3 separate regions of the Homo sapiens genome follow, and all the other regions are linked to region 3. The links are chromatin contacts, found by Hi-C or POLR2A ChIA-PET in ENCODE. All regions are on one chromosome and are shown on one strand. Each heading gives the region's core, a stretch centred on a gene start or an enhancer-like site at or near the end of the contact. The rest is flanking DNA. Distances are from core to core; before and after follow the strand shown.

Region 1 (3,822 bases), core at 1,179-3,678, 750 kb after region 3:
TGCGTCCGGCTAATGTTTGTATTTTTAGCAGAGACAGGGGTTTCACCATCTTGGCCAGGCTGGTCTTGAACTCCTGACCTCGTGATCCACCCACCTCGGCCTCCCATAGTGCTGGGATTACAGGCATGAGCCACCACACCCAGCCTAGTTTCTTTCTTATATTTCACTCATCACTCTTGACATGTGAAAGTCTGCCCCCACACCACCTGACAGTACTTGCTTCACAGTTCCAATGGGGATCAGAACATTCCACCCCAAAATATGTCTCTTTGACACATTGATTATTTTGAGCTGAAGGCAGTTGAGAAACAGCAGTTGTGCGGTAGGGCTCTCTGTCCTGCCCCTTTTTACCTAAAAGCAAGGCATAAATTCTCCATGAGAAAGATGGCCTCCCCGTACCGGGAAGAGGAGAACATTCTTATCATTGGAGTTAGGGAGCAGATGCTGAGATGAGTCTGTACAAACAAACCTTACTAGAATAACTCTTATCTTCCGTGGGTTTCCCTCATATATTTCCTAGTCACTTTCCCACAATTTTCTGCCCCTAGCCCAAACCCTCTTTTCCTTTGTCTTGTCCAATCTCCACAATTTACTTCTCTTTGTTAAAATGGTATATTTAACCGCTTCCTTGTGGTTTTCACGTCTTTCTATAAAGCCCCTCTCCCTACCCTATGCCGTGTAAAAATGTTAACATCAAATAATTATTCGTATGCGTTTTCTACTGTTAATCTTTTATCAGTTCAATTCACAGGTCCCAGCCATAGAACCTAGAGAAAAAGTCTCTTCCCCTTCAGTTCCCAAGCTGCTGGTCATACTGCCCCTCACTATGGCTTCATGTCCTGCTCTGGAGGGTCACAGAGAAGGTCGTTTGTTGTAGGGAAAGAGCTGAGAACAGCGGTGTGCCCTCTGAGAAAGCAGCAAACTGTCCTTTTTGCCTCTAAGGGTCTGTACTTATGGTTTGGCCACGTCCCCACCCAAATCTCATCTTGAATTGTAGTTCCCTTAATCCCCATGCATCATGAGAGGGACTAGGTGGAGGTAAGTGAATCAGGGGCAGTTTTCCCCATCCTGTTCTTGTGATAGTGAGTGCTCATGAGATCTGATGGTTTTATAAGAGGCTTCCTCCTTTGCTGGGCACTTATTCTTCTTGTTCCTGCCATTATGTGAAGAAGGACGTGTTTGCTTCACCTTCAACCATGATTGTAAGTTTCCTGAGGCCTCCCCAGCCCTGCAGAACCGTGAGTCAATTAAACTTCTTTTCTTTATAAATTACCCAGTCTCGGGTATGTCCTTTTAGCAGTGTGAGAATGGACTAATACAATACTCTTCATATCAGGACTGCAAAGACCACTGAGCACAGGTTAATTCAGGTGCAGTCCTGTAGGGGGTAACCTCAAGGCTTCAGGGCAAGTTGGTCTTGGAGTAAATGTGAGTTAAAATGTGAGTTATAAACCAGGCAGGTCGGCTGGATGCAGTGGCTGGAGCCCATGAGACCAGCCTGGGCAACACAGTGAAACCCTATCTCTACAAAAAAATTTTTAAAGTTAGCTGAGTGTAGTAGTGCACGCCTGTAGTCCTAGCTACTCAGGGGGCTTAGGTGGGAGGTTTGCTTGAGCCCAGAGGTTGAGGCTGCAGTGAGCCATGATTATACCATTGCACTGCAGCCTAAGCAGCAGAGAGAGACTGTCTCAAAAAAGAAAGAAAGAAAGAAAGAAAGAAAGAAAGAAAGAAAGAAAGAAAGAAAGAAAGAAAGAAAAGAAAGAAAAGGAAAGAAAAGAAAGAAAGAAAGAAAGAAAGAAAAGAAAGAAAGAAAAGAAAGAAAGAAAGAAAGAAAGAAAGAAAGAAAGAAAGAAAGAAAGAAAAGAAAGAAAGAAAGAAAGACACCAAGCAGGTCTTTTGAGATGCTTTACCGCTGGGATGATTGGAATATGAGTTGGGGAACCTTCTGGACACTCATGAACGCCTGCATTGGTCAGGCATGCACTTTTGTAATGGAACAGGAGAAGAAGCCTTTGGGAAAAGGCAGGGGGTGATGAATTTGGTTACTGTTTTCTTTTCTTTGAGATGGAGTCTCACTCTGTCACCCAGGCTGGAGTGCAGTGGTGTGATCTCAGCTCACTGCAACTTCCGCCTCCCGGGTTCAAGTGATTCTCATGCCTCAGCCACTAAAGTAGCTGGGATTTACAGGCGCACACCACCACGCTTGGCTAATTTTTGTATTTTTAGTAGGGCCGGTGTTTCACCATGTTGGCCAGGGTGGTCTTGAACTCTTGACCTCAAGTGATCTGCTGGCCTCGGCCTCCCAAAGTGCCGGGATTACGGTGTGAGCCACCGTGCCTAGTCTGGGTACTCTTTTCAGTCTACAGTCTCTGAACTCTGACAACTTCCTGTCGCTCTGAGTGTGACTGTGCTTGTGGTTCCTCTGAGAGTCGAGGTGGAGCTACCCACCCCCTCTCCACACTGGTCTCATGTGTGATCGGAGCTGTGTGCTGGGGAGATGCACAGTCAGGTTAGAGGGCAGCTTGGGTCCTGGAGCTGCAATGGACACACACCCCTCTCTGCTTAGCTGTGGCTGCCCTCAGTGCATATGCAGGGCTGGCTCCCTGGCAGATCTGACTTTCTCTGGTTCTGTGGCTGTCATAAGATTTATTCAGAATCCCTCTTATGAGTTTTGGAACTGAAGCTGTTCTCAAACCAGTCGCAGATTCTACTTGTTAAGAGAAGCAATGTATACAGAATATCGGCAGTTAGGAGGCATGCGTGGGTTCCAGTCCCAGTCTCACTGGCAGTGAGACCTTGAGCAAGTCACTCAACTTCCCTGAGCCTCAGGGTTTTCATGTGCATCATGGAGGAATTCTCCTTCCTGCCTCCTGCTTTTCTCTAATCTTCCCCCATGGTGAGAGGCCTCTCCCAGGAGGAGGTCTGCCTGCTGATATCTATCCGCCTCTCATCCATGTGGGTTCTATGGGGAGGAAGGGGGAATTCCATTAAGCTGACTGGTGAATGAGAGCTGGGAAACATGGGGAACATGCCCTTCTTCATGGGAAACATGCCCTTCTCCATGATGTCCATACTTGCATGACAGGATAAAACTATCTCCTGCAATCTGCCACAATGGGTCATTTTGAAATCTCGAAGAAGTCATTTATTCAGATTAAAACTATTTATAGCAGATGTAAGCAAACAATTCATTGGTGTCCTTGAGATTGATGGTTGGCACTTTACAGTTTTCATTAAAAGTTAAACTCTTTCTTCATTCAGCAAATATTTCAGTGCCCATTATGTGTCCTGTACTGGGATACAGCAGTGAATGAGACAGACCAGATCCTTGCCCTCTTGGGGCTGGCATCCTAGTGGGGAGATGGACAATGCTGGGCGTGGTGGATCATGCCTGTAATCCCAGCACTTTGGGAGGCCGAGGCGGGCAGATCACCTGTGGTCAGGAGTTCAAGACCAACCTGGCCAACATGGCGAAATCCTGTTTCTACAAAAAATATAAAAATAAGCCAGGCGTGGTGGTGGGCACCTGTAATCCCACCTACTTGGGAGGCTGAGTCAGGAGAATTGCTTGAACCCAGGAGGTGGAGGTTGCAGTGAACTGAGATCATGCCACTGCACTCCAGCCTGGGCAATAGAACAAGACTCCATCTTAAAACAAACAAACAAACAAACAACAACAAAAAAAACTGTATATAATTTGCAAATAGTGGTAAGTGCTATGGATAAAGATGAAGCAGGGAACAAGGTCCAGGAGATGCAAGCATGGGTGCTATAACTTTGACCCAGAGGGCAGGGCAGATTCCTTCACTGATGGAGGGGAGG
Region 2 (4,012 bases), core at 1,478-3,977, 570 kb before region 3:
GTGGAAATGCAAGGGCTGCGTTAGGGCTGGGGAAAGGGGCATTTTAAGCCTCATCTTTCATTCTAAAAAGAAAGTCTTCACCCCAAGTTAAAATTGTACTTCAGGTGAAGGACTTACCTATTGGGGAGCACACTGAGGCTTCCTAATAAAATCAGAGAAGCCCGCCTAGTAAAAGGCTACCAGGAGCCTGATCTCCTCTCTTAAACCTAACCTCCCTTCCCACTGGGGAAGAAAAGCCCAAGTTTCTTGAGTAAAAGGCTCAGATCCCAGCACTTTGGGAGGCTGAGGCGGGCGGATCGTCTGAGGTCAGGAGTTTGAGACCAGCCTGCCCAACATGGGGAAACTCTGTCTCTAAAAATATAAAAATTAGTCAGGCGTGGTGGCAGGCACCTGTAATCCCAGCTACTCAGGAGGCTGAGGCAGGAGAATCGCTTGAACCTAGGAGGCTGAGGTTGCAGTGAGCTGAGATCTCGGCATTGCACTCTAGCCTGGGTGATAAGAGCAAGACTCTGTCTGAAGAAAAAAAAAGAAGGAAGGAAGGAAGGCTCAAAGGGGAAAAAGCAGACCTGCAGGAAACCCCTCCAGCCCAATCATGACTCCTAGGACCCTTTATAACTCCTGTGAGAGGCTGGAGGATACCCGACCCAGCAATGTGACTTGCTTCCTTCCACACAATTCTGAAACTTGTGACTTGGTCTGAAGGAAGATGGTACCACGATGCCTCTCCGTCCTCCGTCTCCTCCCCACCCTTAGCCTGGTGCCATTTTTTCTACCTGGGCGCCCATCCTTTCTTGCCTAGCCAGTGCCTGTCCCTCCTACAGGAAGCCTCCTCCAGCAGTCCAGTTCTCTGCTAGAAACCACAGAAACCAGCTCTGGCTGATTTAGGTAGAAGTGGAATTCATCACATCAGGTGCACACATTCTGGGAGGAAGGGACCCAGGCTGGGAGGCTGGACATCCTCCGCAGGACTGGTCTGGCAGGGAGGAAAAGTGCTGCCACCACTGCTGGGCACAGATACCCAAGTGCACCCCAGCCCCACTCACATGGCCTGCCAGAGCAGTTGCCACCTGGGATGCCTCCGAATCAGGCTGAGGCTGCCCACGCTCCTGCACCTGCTTTCTGAGTGGCGTCTGCCTGGCAGGGTTGAGGTCCCCCACCCCTCACTGTAGAAACAAGGGGGTCTGGCACAGTGAGTGCCTGGCATTTTCAGTGTCTCTGGTGGGGGATTCCTCAAATACAGGAAAGGAGATAAAGATCCCAGATGACAGATGGCATCCTCCCACGAGTGAGGCCATCTAACTCTGCTCTTTCCTCTTTCTTTCTTTCTTTCTTTCTTTCTTTCTTTCTTTTTCTTTCTTTCTTTCTTTCTTTCTTTCTTTCTTTTTCTTTCTTTCTTTCTCTTTGTCTCTCTCTCTCTCGCTCTCTTTCTTTCTTTCTAAATAAAAATAGAGACAGGGTTTTGCCATGTTGCCCAGGCTAGTCTTGAACTCCTGAGCTCAAGTGATCTGCCCACCTCGGCCTCCCAGAGTGCTGGGATTACAGGTGTGAGCCACCGCGCCCGGCCTGCCCGCACTCTCTCTGCTGCCTGCCTTCCCTGGCCCACACAATCTCTGAGTCTGATAACAGGCATTCAGGCTGTATCAGTCATTCAACGCATATTTGAGGGCCCAGGCCAAGTGCCAGGGTCTCATCCTTAGAAGAGTGTCCTGTACACATCACTTAAAACTCCGCTTCTCTCTGGGCAAAGGGTCAGCGCCCTTAGACTGCAACAAAACAGAGGCATTATGCAAGTTCCTAGATACCTCTTAAAAAGGAAGGCCTGGTGGGCTGAGGACCAGCGTAATAGCTGCCAGGCTCCTTCAGCATCAGGGACATTCCAACCGTCCCTCACACTGTAGTTCATTCGAAAATAACTTCCTAGAATAGACAGTGCTGTCAGCATCTTTCTGCTGACCATAGACTACTCTGGGCGGTATTTTGAAAATGAAACTGATGTATCAAAAGCTTGCAACAGGAAGCAGCAAGGTTGACTTGACTGCCTTTCCTTGTGGGGAGCCCTGGGCTGTGGGGAGCCCTGGGCTGTGACCCAGGGTCATGAGAGTGGGTCCCCTGGGCAGGCAGCAGGGACCAAAAGCTTAGTTCTCTGTTCCCCCACTGTCCCACTGAATGGCCACATAACCCTGGGCAAGTCGCCTGGGTCTGTTTCCACGTCTGTGGAACAAAGCTGGTGTTCGGTGCTCCCAACACAGCGGGTTAGAGGACCACAGTGGGCAAATAAAAGGCTACCAAGGGACATTCTCTCAGCGTTGCTAAATGGTTAGAGTTAATAGTGCGTTTGGCCTGGATTGAAACAAAACTAAACAACCCTCCACTTTTACTAAAGAAAATGAGGGCTCACCCAAAATAAGTAAACCCAGTCTCTGGAGTGAGTAAAAGCCCTTTTTTCTGGGTATTTTCACTGCTCTCTTAAGAAGGGCCTGACCCATCGCGCTCAGGGGAAATAAGCGCTGGGAGGAAATAAGGAAAATCGAACCGCGGTTTTAGGTCCGGGCTCTGGCAGGCACCGCCTCCGCCCCGCCTCGCCCCGCCTCGCTCCGCCCTGCGGCCCCCGCCGCGGCCCCGCGAAGGATCCGCCAATGAAGCGCCCAGGAACTGCATGACCTCATCAGGAGGCTCCCTCATTGGCTGCCGCCGCCGCGCCTGGTCGCCTCGTTCCGTTCGATTCCAGAAAGCCGCGCCGGCCCCAGTCCCCATGGGCTGAAGGCAGGTTGAGTTCTTCCCCAGGTCTGCGAGCCTCGAAGGCTTCTTTCAGACAGCAGACCCCTTAGAAGCGCAAGGCTGCTTTCTGACAAAGAATCAAGTGTTCCTTTCAACCAGCCAAGGGACTGGTTTTCTCGCTGACCCTTTGACAGGTATGTTCCCGGGATTTTGCTGGGACCTTCATCTTCCCCTCCCTACGTCCGTGACACATCTGGCTTCCCACTCGTTTCAGTCGTGTATTCCGTGGAGTTTTCTCTTGCTTCGCAGTAGATGGACTTCTGAAGCCCCACCTTACTGTTAAATGCCAGTGATCATCTCCCCCCACAGCTAACTCGGGAATTAGTCCACTGACACCCCCAGAGAGGGGACACGCCTTTCACAAGGTCACACGGCAGGTCAGTTACAGAGATGAAAATCAAATCCAGGTTTCCTAACTTCAAGAGTTTTTTCAGATGCCTTATTATTATTATTCGTTTTATTTTTATTTTTCATTTTTTATTTTTTTGAGATGGAGTCTCACTCTGTCACCCAGGGTGGAGTGCAGTGGAGTGATCTTGGTTCACTGCAATCTCTGCTTCCCGGGTTTAAGCGATTCTTCTGCCTCAGCCTCCCGAGTAGCTGGGATTACAAGTGCCCACCACCACACCCGGCTAATTTTTGTATTTTTAATAGAGACGGGTTTCATCATGTTGGCCAGGCTGGTCTCGAACTCCTGACCTCAGGTGATCCACCCGCCTCGGCCTCCCAAAGTGCTTGGGACTACAGCTGTGAGCCATCTCACCTGGTAATTATTATTATTTTTTTTTTAATTTGCTTCCTGAGAGCTCAGAAAGGAACCTCAGCTGTATGGGAGCACCCATATACCAATCCCATTCCAGCCACTCTCACTTTGACAGGACAGAATCAACGACCAGAGCCCAGGACCTCCTTGACTAGCACTCTCCTCTTACAAATAAGGAAACTGAAGGGTACCTGATCATGAACAAGCTGATGGGCAGCACTTGACCCAGACCTTTTACTTCTTACCCCTCCACCCCAGTTTGGACTCCCAAATGTGGGGAGGAATGGAATGCCCTACCAGTCCCCAGGGAATGGTTCATGCAGTCAGCATGGTTTTAGTACCTTTAGCATTTGATTTGGGAGAAAGATAATAACCAGAAGTGTCTGTATGCCTCACCAGCTGTCCAGCAGATCCCATAAACCTTCACCCCCAACCCTTCTGACCACCAAGTGCTTTGCTGCAGGAAAGGAG
Region 3 (3,867 bases), core at 168-2,667:
GTAATAAATGAGAAAATGCTGGAAAAGTACTTGGTACATGCTTAGAATACTACCCAGAAATCCGTATAAGACCTCTATGAGGCCGGGCGCGGTGGCTCACGCCTGTAATCCCAACACTTTGGGAGGCCGAGGCGGGCGGATCATAAGGTCAGGAGTTCAGGACCAGCCTGGCCAACAGAGTGAAACGCCGTCTCTACAAAAATACAAAAATTAGCCGGGCGTAGTGGCGGGCGCCTATAGTCGCAGCTACTTGGAAGGCTAAGGCAGGAGAATCGCTTGAACCCGGGAGGCGGAGATCGCGCCACTGCACTCCAGCCTGGACGACAGACCAAGACTCCGTCTCAAAAAAATAAAAATTAAAATTAAAATAAAAAAGACCTCTATGAGATCTGGCCTTCTTGCCGTTCATGATACAGGTTAAACATTCCCATCTCAGGTCCTTTGCACTTGCTGTATCTTCTGCCTTGACCACATTTCCCTCAGACATCTGCAGGGGTTACTCCCTCAATTTCGGTCCGCTCAAATTTCACCTCCTCAGAGCTACCTTCGCTGACTCTATAAAAAGCAGCCACTCCTCCAAGCTATCCCTTTCTATACAATAACCATACAACAATGACCACCCCACCCCTGACATCATATTACATATTTCTGATGATTGTCTGCCTTCTGCTCTAGAATGTACGCACTATGAAGGCAGGGACTTCAATCAATCCTCAGTGTCTACAACAGAAGCTAGCCAAAAGTTTAACAACAACAACAAAACACCAAGTGCTCAGTAAATACTTGTTTAGTGAATTGATGAATAAATGCTAGCTGTTTTTATTATTACTACTGCACCACGGGCCCTTTCCGTCTTAGCTCCGCCTGTCATAACAACGTCTTTAAGGCCTCCTTCAAATGCCCCCAGCTCCGAAAGGCCTTCCACGACTCCGCGCTCAACTCCTCAGGTGGAATGAATCCCACCCTCTTCTCCAGCACCCTTCACCTGCCCGACTCAAAAAGCATTTTTCCCGGTGACTCGAGGAGGCGCCCCCGAAACTCCCAGCGCCGATCAGCAAAGCCCTGGTCGGCGGAGCAGCAAAGCCAGCGGCCTGATCCGTTCTGCCGCCCCACAAGACCACGCAGGAGACCCTCTCTCTGCTCTGAGCCCCGGCCCCAGGATCCCCGGGCAAGGCCCGTTGGTCGGCCCCGGCCCGCGGTGGACATGAGCGCGGTCTCTGGGAGCCTCCACCCGCCGAGAAGATCAGGCCGGCAAAAGGAGAAGAGGGCTGTCCCAGTTCCTCGGGCAGCCGCCTCTTTCTCTCGCCTCAGGCTGCTGAGACCCCATCGCACCGCGACGACCAGCGGAAAGAAACCCTTAGTCACTCACCATCTTGCCTTGGCCACTTGAGCTGCCGCTGCCGGAAGTTCCTCCACCACTGCGGCCCGCCAGAGGCGGAAGTCGTTAGGGACGCTACGGAAGCTGATAGGAACCAAATTCTGCGCTGACCAAGTTGTGCTCCAAGGGCTTGTGCGGGCGGTCTAGGGCAACGCAGCAGTTTATAAGCATAAAGTGAACTTTATAAATATTTTACTTGAAAGAAATTTTTGAATACCCGTTATGAGGCGCTTGTCAACAACTTAAGACAATGACCCCTACTGTCAAAGAATTAGGACAATCGTGAAAATATAAAATATTTAAATTATGCAAAATTTATAACTGGGAAGAACTTTATGGTTCTAAAAACTGGAATGGTATTTGGAACTGGGAAGTTGACATATACATTTGCACAAATATTTCAGTTATTATTCAGCTTCTGGAATTTAACCTGCACATCTGGGAGTATGTGTGTAACGAGTCTTCTAAACCTGTCTTTTTCTGATGACCTGTGACTTGTGATGATGCCAAATGTCTTAAATTCCTCATCTTGAAGCTGATTGGTAAAGTTCCTCATTTGTTACACCCTCCAGGACATCAGAAAAATGGCAACAATCCCTTCTGTTTCTGGAAATTTCATTAACAAGTGCTCAAAATACTGCATCTTTCTGAACTGGAGAAATGGATGATTTTTTTTCTGCTCCAGATTGATTTAGGGATTTTAGTTGTGAAACACTAAAAATATTTCCCTTATGAACACACAACAGGTATACTTCTTCCTTTTCATCATCACTGCAACACGGTAATAGAAAGTCTTAGCACTATCGACCTCTGTTAACAAATCTGGCATCTAGTGTACATGACACATGAAATCACACGATAGGACAGTATCACACATAGGATAGAGATGGTGAAACTCCCATCTCTACTAAAAATACAAAAATTAGTCGGGCATCATCGTGGGCATCTGTAATCCCAGCTGCTTGGGAGGTCGAGTCATGAGAATCTCTCGAACCTGGGAGGCGACGGTTGCAGTGAGATCACGCCCCTGCACTCCAGTCTAGGTGACAGAGCGAGACTCTGTCTCAAAAAAAAAAATTAATAAAAATTTAAAAAACAAAATAAATATCCTTTCCCTAATGCATTTTACAAGAAACAAGTAAATAGTAAAATATATAGTATGCCACATAGTGGTAAATGCCATAGGAAAAATTAATGCCTAGGAAAAATGCCTAGGATTAGGAGCATGCAGCAGTGGTGGGTGATTTTAACTTTAAATTGGATGATACTTGAGCAAAAGCCCGTAAGGCATGAAGGAGTAAGCTATTCAGATATCTGGTGGAAGAGCTTTCTAGGTAGAGGGAACAGCCAGGGCAGAGGCCCTGCAGTAGAAGCTGCAGAGGATGGAGATTAGAGACACCATATAGTGAAGAAGTCAGAAACAGGCACATAACTCCCAGTGGAAGCTCAGCGGTTAAAGGCGAGTCAATAGAACCCAGTAATGAAGAGAGTAGCCAACGTTGGCATCAGACTTTCCTATTGTGGCTGTAGGAAGTGACATAAAGTAAGCAGAAAATTTAAGTTTATCTACATAATGGACAGCTAAGAGAAAGCAGGGAGAGGATTAGAAAGACTACTTGGAGTGCTCAGCACTTGGGGAGGTTGGAAGTTGCAAGTGGAAAAGAGGGAGAGTTGCAGAGATGACTGTCAACCGGGTGGGGAGGATTGAGAGTCAGCCATAGGGCAAAAGAGATGCACAGGGGCTGGGCGCCGTGGCTCACGCCTGTAATCCCAGCACTTTGGGAGGCCGAGGCGGGTGGATCACCTGAGTTCAGGAGTTCAAGACCAACCTGACCAATATGGTGAAACCTCATGTCTACTGAAAATACAAAAATTAGCTGGGAGTGGTGGCAGATGCCTGTAATCTCAGGTACTCGGGAGGCTGAAACGGGACAATCGCTTGAACCTGGGAGGCGGAGGTTGCAGTTAGCCGAGATTGCGCCATTGCACTCCAGCCGGGGCGAAAAGAAGGAAAATCCATCTCAAAAAGAAAAAAAAAGAAAGTGACCATAAATGTAGTGCTCAAAGCTAGAAGGTCTCTGGGTTAGAAGTTCAACTTGGGTCTCACAGGGCTAAAATCAAGATACCAACAGGTTTCCTCTCCGGAGGCTCTGCTCTAGCTGTGTGACATCAGCAAGTCATCCTCATTTTCTCATCTGTATAACGGGATAATTATCTACCTTGCCGGCTGAGGATACGGAGAGGATAAAACTCTTGTTTTTTGATTCTTAAGAGATTTTTGCCAAAAGTAGATGGAATGGAGGCTGAGGTAGGAAGGTGTCCAAACGTGGACGGAGGGCTCATGCTAGGGTGGACAGAGGGGGCGGGGCCGGGGTGGACAGAGGGCAGGTGCCAGAGGCGAGCGTGCATCCTGTTCAGCAGCCCCCCTGCAACCTCAAGCACATCAGAACCAGCCCAGATGCTGACAAAATGCAGACTCTGGTGCCATC

The links. A loop is a pair of places that touch in the nucleus more often than their neighbours do. ChIA-PET counts read pairs that join two places held with the same protein, here RNA polymerase II (POLR2A). Pooled maps may share reads with other maps.
Region 1: a pooled map shows a loop between it and region 3 (4-fold over the local background). The contact joins the enhancer-like site here to the promoter of PSMC1 in region 3. A Hi-C loop is called at or near these places in 2 of 50 pooled maps. POLR2A ChIA-PET finds 5 or more read pairs at or near these places in 2 of 52 experiments (H1 and activated naive CD4-positive, alpha-beta T cell).
Region 2: a loop to region 3 is called in a map of naive thymus-derived CD4-positive, alpha-beta T cell, with 25 times the contacts of the local background. The contact joins the promoter of LINC02321 here to the promoter of PSMC1 in region 3. A Hi-C loop is called at or near these places in 1 of 168 maps with a recorded cell type or tissue (naive thymus-derived CD4-positive, alpha-beta T cell), 1 of 37 single-sample maps with no recorded cell type and 13 of 50 pooled maps.

Annotation. Positions count from the first base shown.
Region 1 is chr14:89,509,182-89,513,003 of GRCh38, reverse strand. It overlaps a transcript of FOXN3 not described here. Among named protein-coding and RNA genes, the nearest start is that of FOXN3-AS2, 65 kb to the left of the region's middle. Within about 2 kb of position 2,428, at least 9 of the 41 ENCODE cell types and tissues checked have a DNase peak (open chromatin) inside an H3K27ac peak, as active enhancers do.
Region 2 is chr14:90,826,889-90,830,900 of GRCh38, reverse strand. It overlaps LINC02321 (long intergenic non-protein coding RNA 2321), which reads left to right and starts at 2,727. Exons shown (of 4, transcript NR_184259.1): 1 at 2,727-2,912. RefSeq lists a silencer at 2,437-2,696.
Region 3 is chr14:90,254,103-90,257,969 of GRCh38, reverse strand. PSMC1 (proteasome 26S subunit, ATPase 1) reads right to left here and starts at 1,417. Exons shown (of 11, transcript NM_002802.3): 1 at 1,370-1,417. The coding sequence starts at 1,372. RefSeq lists enhancers at 714-1,241, 1,127-1,366, 1,242-1,771.